Regions from separate parts of the Mus musculus genome. Here region 1 is linked to region 2. A link is a loop called in an ENCODE intact Hi-C map of the cell type or tissue named here. Cell type or tissue: heart. All regions are shown on one strand. Links, peaks and the distances in the headings refer to the core of each region. The heading gives the core; the rest is flanking DNA.

Region 1 (2,913 bases), core at 280-2,779, 160 kb after region 2:
TTACCTTTGGCATCTACGCCTGCCTCCCACCACTGAGGGCTTTCTGATAATCCTACAACTGACAGTCCCCCATTTCTGACCCTACAGCCCTATGCTCTTGTTGGAGGAGGGGTCCTCTCTCTCTCTCCTCCAACAATCCTACTCAGTGCTGACTTAGCTCGACAAGATGACCTTTGTCCTCTTCAGTGATGTGACCTTGCTAATCTGTTTGGGGAGTGTGGGTGCCACTCTGTGGTGGTGGGAATAAGCTAAGTGCTAAGCTAATCTCAGTAAGACTGCTTGTCCTCTGCTCAAGAGTAAGGTTCTGCTGCCTCCAACCAGGATCAAAAGGAGTTAGTTACTCTTTAACAAGGCCTGGCTGCAGTCTCTCCTAGGGCTTCCTGACACTACTGAAGAAGCCAGTCTTTACTGAGCAGGCTCAGAGTATTGGGAGTTTGACTTATCATGACCTTTGCTGCAATGCACAATACCGTGGAAGAAACAATTCATATTGTAAAACTCATCTATCAGCAAAATAATGAGCTACTGCCTAGTCGTCCTTGTCTTGGGGAAGGAAACAACTCTGAGCCCCGTGACATGGAAACACTGCCTGACCAACCACACGGACATCCACCCCTCCCAGCCAAAAGAAAAAAAAAAGATGTAAGAACTTCAAAGGGTGAGGTGGAGAGATGGCTCAGTGATTGGTATGTTGTAGAAGACCTGAGTTCAGTCCCTAACACTTACCAGGCGACCCACGATTCCAGCTTCAGGGGATCCAATTTCTCCTATGGCAAACATACTCATGTGCACAAACTCACACTCAGGCACACATATACACATAACTTTTTTTTTCCTCCAGAGTAGTACCCCTGTGTAATATTTCTGGACTTGCCTTGTAGACCCCCAACCTTCTGAGTCTTGAGGCTTGTAGAAATCATGTGGAGCACAAACTGTATGCAACTGTGCCTTCCCTCTTTGTAAATTTACTGATTAGGGGGACAGAGATATGGCTCAGCAAGAATACTGACTGCTCTTTGGGAGAACCTGGGTTCAATTTCCAGCACCCACATGGTGGCTCACAATCATGTCTGTAACTCCAGTTAAAGAAAAGAGAATGCCGAGGCAGGCGAATTTCTGAGTTTGAGGCCAGCCTGGTCTACAGAGTGAATTCCAGGACAGCCAGAGCTACACAGAAAAACCCTGTCTCGAAAAACAAAACAAAACAAAACAAAAAAGAGAGAGAATGCCATCTTCTGGCCTCCGTGAGCATAAGGCACACATACAGTATACAGACATACATGCAGGCAAAACACCCATAAAAAAAATTAAAAAATTGTGTGCATGTGCTTGTCTGTGTGCATCTGTGTGATTGAGGTCTGGTTATCTGGTTTCACAGTAAGCACTTTTACCCTCTGGGCTGTTGATTTCCTGGGTTTGTAACAGGTTTTGCTGGGGACGTCGACCCTGCCTGGATCTTACCACATAGGCATTAGGCTGCTTTATTGCTGACTTACACTCTTGTTTCTTCAAGTACCTTTGGAGGACTTATTTTTGGGAGAACTCCTTTCTGCTGCTTCAGTTGAGACACACAGCAGCTGAAGTACGTCTTGAAGGAGCATGCTACCTTGCTAGGAGACACTCAATGGATTGGGAACAAAGGACAGCAACCTATGCCCCAAAGGAAGTCAGGACTTCTCAGAACTGTCCGGGGCAGTACTGTTAAGTGCAGCTGGCAGGGGCTGGGATGGAGTGCAGGGCCCTGGAATCTGACTGTAGGTGGAGATGAAGGCTCAGAGAGGCCTGTAGTTTAGGTCTCCATGCATAAGCTCGTGTGTGCCTATGGCAGTGGTTCTGCCACAGAGACCCGTCTGCCGCTGCCTCCCACATGCTGAAAGTAACAGTGTGAGCCACCACTGCCCAGATAAAATAAAGCTTTTAAAAAAACCTTGACTCTTGCTACTAGCAAACAGAAGCTGTCAAACAAGTCATCTTGATAACCTCGGCTACAAGGACTTATCATTCGAGGATACTGAGGCATAGTATAAAATCCATACTGGACATGGAGGCAAAACACCTGGTTGTCCAATTTTGACCTGCCTTGCCTTCTAAAACTGCAACTGCGAAGCCTGGGTAAGCTGGAGACAATAAATCTTAAATTTTCATAAGACTGTTGAATACATATATAGAGAACAGTGCTTGGTCTGTGCCTATATAGATATACTCTTGGCCTGAGTGTACCGGGAAATATATATCTATATGTATTTTTAAAAAAGATTTATTTATTATATGTAAGTACTGTAGCTGTCTTCAGACACTCCAGAAGAGGGTGCCAGATCTCATTACGGATGGTTGTGAGCTGTGGTTGCTGGGATTTGAACTCAGGACCTTTGGAAGAGCAGTCAGTACTCTTAATTAACCACTGAGCCATCTCTCCAGCACCCCATCCCCCAATTACATTGTGGATCCCTGTGCAACATTCCCCAACATCAGACCAATTTAATGAAACAAACAAAAAGTATTGTTTTAAAAACTGCTGTATTCAAAGTCAATAATAAACTTTAAGGTAAATAAGCTTTAAAACAAAAGATTAGGAGCAAAAATAAATAATTTACACAACTCACTAACCCAGTTTTTTGGAGTAAATTCATTCTCAGCCATAGAACTATAAGCCTAGGCCAGACCCGTGGGAAACTCTCATAGTTGATTATCATAAAAAACAGTAGCAAAAAATCAAAAGGCTGATTTTAACAACCCAAATAATGGATATATCTTGTTTTTTGAGAGTAGCTCAGATTAGCCTGGAATTCACTACACAGCCCAGGTTAGTCTCACATTTATGTTCTCCTCCTGCATCAGGACTTTAATGCTGGGATTACAGGCACAAGCTGCCATTCCCAGCTTCAAACACTGGATTTAATGTTTTAATTTAAA
Region 2 (2,913 bases), core at 286-2,785:
CTGACCCATGGTTTCACCTGCATAAACAGAAATGCAGACTTTCTGGCAAACATTTGTCAAAACCACAGAAAATATTTAGTTACAAATAAGACTTGGGGTTCATTTTTCTTTTTTATTCTTTGTACCCCTGCTAATGTGATTATAATGCTGTTTGTGAAATAATAAAATGCAACAGGAAATGGAAAGAAATTCCATTTACAAAGTACTGCAAGTTCAAAACCATCACAAATTTAGTGATAGAAGCTCCGTTGGGATAAACATTCATTAAGCAAGGCCTTGAAAAGGCATGAGCAGCGTCAGCAAATGCTCTGAGTGGAAGGGAAGCACACTCAGGCCCCGCTCTCCTCTTGGTGAAGAGGTGTCACTTACAGCCTAGCCTTTTGTGCTTCTAAGGAGGTGGAGGGTAGTAACCGAAGAGAAAAAAGGATAATGAGAAAGATGATTAAAGTCAAGAAGAGGCTAAAACAAAATAAGTTTTTTAAAAGAAAGGAGAGAGAGAGAGAATGCACGCAAGCAGTAAGAGTCGGTTTGTAGCAGGAGGATCAAAACTATCCTCAGCTAAATAATGAATTCAAGGACAGCCTGGGCTACAAGAGAGTCTGTTTACTCCTACATCCAGGTAATAAGATAGTTAGCCCCTCCCATGGGTACTTTGTTCCCCCTTCTAAGAAGGACAGAAGTAGCCATATTTTGGTATTCCTTCTTGAGCGTCATTTGGTCTGGTCAAAGTGTGGAGCAGAGACTGAAGGAAAGACATCCAGAGACTGCCCCACCTGGGGATCCATCCCATATACAGTCACCAAACCCAGACACTATTGGGGATGCCGACAAGTGATTGCTGACAGGAGTCTGATACAGCAGTCTCCTGAGAGGCCCTGCCAGTGCCTGACAAATACAGAGGTGGATGCTCACAGCCAACCATTGGACTGAGCAGGGAATCTCCAATGGAGGAGTTAGAGAAAGGACTGAAGGATCTGAAAGGGTTTGCAACCCCATAGGAAGAATAACACTATCAACTAACCAGACCCTACCCACCCCAGAGCTCCCAGGGACTAAACCAAAGAGTACACATGTAGGGACTCATGGCTCTAGCTGCATATGTGGCAGAGGATGGCCTTGTGGGCATCAATGGGAGGAGAGGCCCTTGGTCCTGAGAAGGCTCGATGCCCCAGTGTAGGGGAATGCCAGGACAGGGAAGCAGGAGTGGGCAGGTTAGTAAGCAGGGGAGCGGGGATGAGATAGGGGGTTGGGAGGGGAAACCAGGAAAGGGGATAACATCTGAAATGTAAATACATATCTAATAAAAAATATAAAATAAAAGATAGTTAGATAAGCAATTATCCAAGGTAGTGATAACATACATAGAAGTTCTAACTCCCTAAGGGAGCCCAAAACGAGGCACTGGGCTGCTGGTTGAGACTTAGCTCATCAAGGGAATACTATGAGGAAGCACATGTGCATGGCATGTGTGTATACAGGATGAAGGGCCATTGTGGATTTGACAGGATGCTGTAGCCCATGACACTGCGCAAATCAGGAGACAGCCTTTGCTTACCCACCACCTCCCAGCTCCAGGTGACCCTTTGTTTGCAACTCAGATTCTCAATTCAGTTCTCAAAGCAGCTTCCCAAGTTCTGGAACCTTCTTGGAATGGTAAACTCTCAAGCCCTGGAAGGCTGACTTTAAGCCCCAACACCAACAAGCCATCACTCCCAGCAACTGTGTCCTTCCTGTTGACTTGGAACACAATCATACACACTCTAACCAAGGAGCAGAAGGACCTTTTGCCTGTGCTGGCCAAAGAGACACATTCTCACTCCACTATTCAAGTAAACTAAATAATGAGTCACGTGTGTGCCAGGGTTGCTTTACAGAAGCGCCTGTGCCAATTCTAAGGCTCATTCAGTCCAGGAAGCAGCCTGCTTCCTCCTTCCAAGCAGATTTCACTAAAAATAACAAGAAGAAACTTGAAGCTGAATGTGATTTTTCTAGGTCTTTGGCTTGGATTTTTATTCTGTCAAAAGTTTTCTCTGTCATTAAAGGAGCAACCTACATTTTACCTCTACTAAGATCTCTTTAAAACATTTCAAGTTTGAGTTTTCACTGCAGCAAGGCACTTCTTCCAAATACGTGTGTGACAGACACATCCTGTTTTGTTCTTGGTTCTATGGGAAATGACACTAGTAAAAACTATACTTTATGCTTTATGGGCACACATTTCCAAGAATTATCACCAGAAGAAAATGTGGAACCAACTCAAAGGGGCTCACCATCTCTCTACAAACGTGCCGACAGAAAACACCTTGACTTTACCATGTAATTTAAATATTTATTTAACATTCTTGACATTCGTTCTAGGTAATGGAAACCATAGTCGAATGAATATTGTGGGTGCATTATTCACACAACTGCCGTCGTTAGACAGTATTGGCTGAAGTAGAGAAAAAAAGCCTTGATTTCACTGGGTATGGTACAGCATATCTATGATCTCGGGGCTCAGGGGTGGAGACAGGAGAATAGCCACAAGTTTGAGGTCAGCCCAGCCTCCACTGTGAAACCATGTCTCAAAAACAAAACAAGTAACAACAAAAACTGTAAACTTTAAACACAGTGATCATTATGATAGATGGATTAGTAGAAACATAAAAATTATGCAAGAGTGGAGGAACAGGAGCACGCCTCTAACCCAGCACTCGGGAGGCAGAGGCAGGTGGATCTCGGAGTTCAAGGCCAGCCAGAAAGAGAGATCCTGTCTCAAACAAACAAACAAAGGAGCATGCTCGAGCACGTGCGTGTGTGCGTGCGTGCGTGCGTGCGTGCGTGCGTGCGTGCGTGCGTGCGTGCGTGTGTGGTGCGTGCGTGCGTGCGTGCGTGTGTGTGTGTGTGTGTGTGTGTGTGTGTGTGTGTATACAA

The links. Hi-C counts contacts between places; a loop is a spot of excess contacts. Peaks named below come from ENCODE experiments on the same cell type or tissue, not always from the same donor. Only the 100,000 strongest peaks of a DNase experiment are listed, where the experiment ranks them.
Region 1: a loop joins it to region 2, with 2.5 times the contacts of the local background. A loop is called at or near these places in 1 of 42 quality-filtered maps.

Annotation. Positions count from the first base shown.
Region 1 is chr7:110,094,982-110,097,894 of GRCm38, reverse strand. It overlaps Zfp143 (zinc finger protein 143), which reads right to left. Exons shown (of 16, transcript NM_001374618.1): 16 at 2,501-2,913. Among named protein-coding and RNA genes, the nearest start is that of Wee1, 26 kb to the left of the region's middle. In heart, for the core only: a CTCF peak has its summit at 1,246 (motif pointing left); no DNase peak of the experiment used is centred there; H3K27ac peaks cover 817 bases.
Region 2 is chr7:110,259,078-110,261,990 of GRCm38, reverse strand. The region is part of intron 3 of Swap70 (SWA-70 protein); the gene reads right to left. Among named protein-coding and RNA genes, the nearest start is that of Gm32861, 28 kb to the left of the region's middle. In heart, for the core only: no CTCF peak of the experiment used is centred there; a DNase peak (open chromatin) is centred at 1,760; H3K27ac peaks cover 2,328 bases.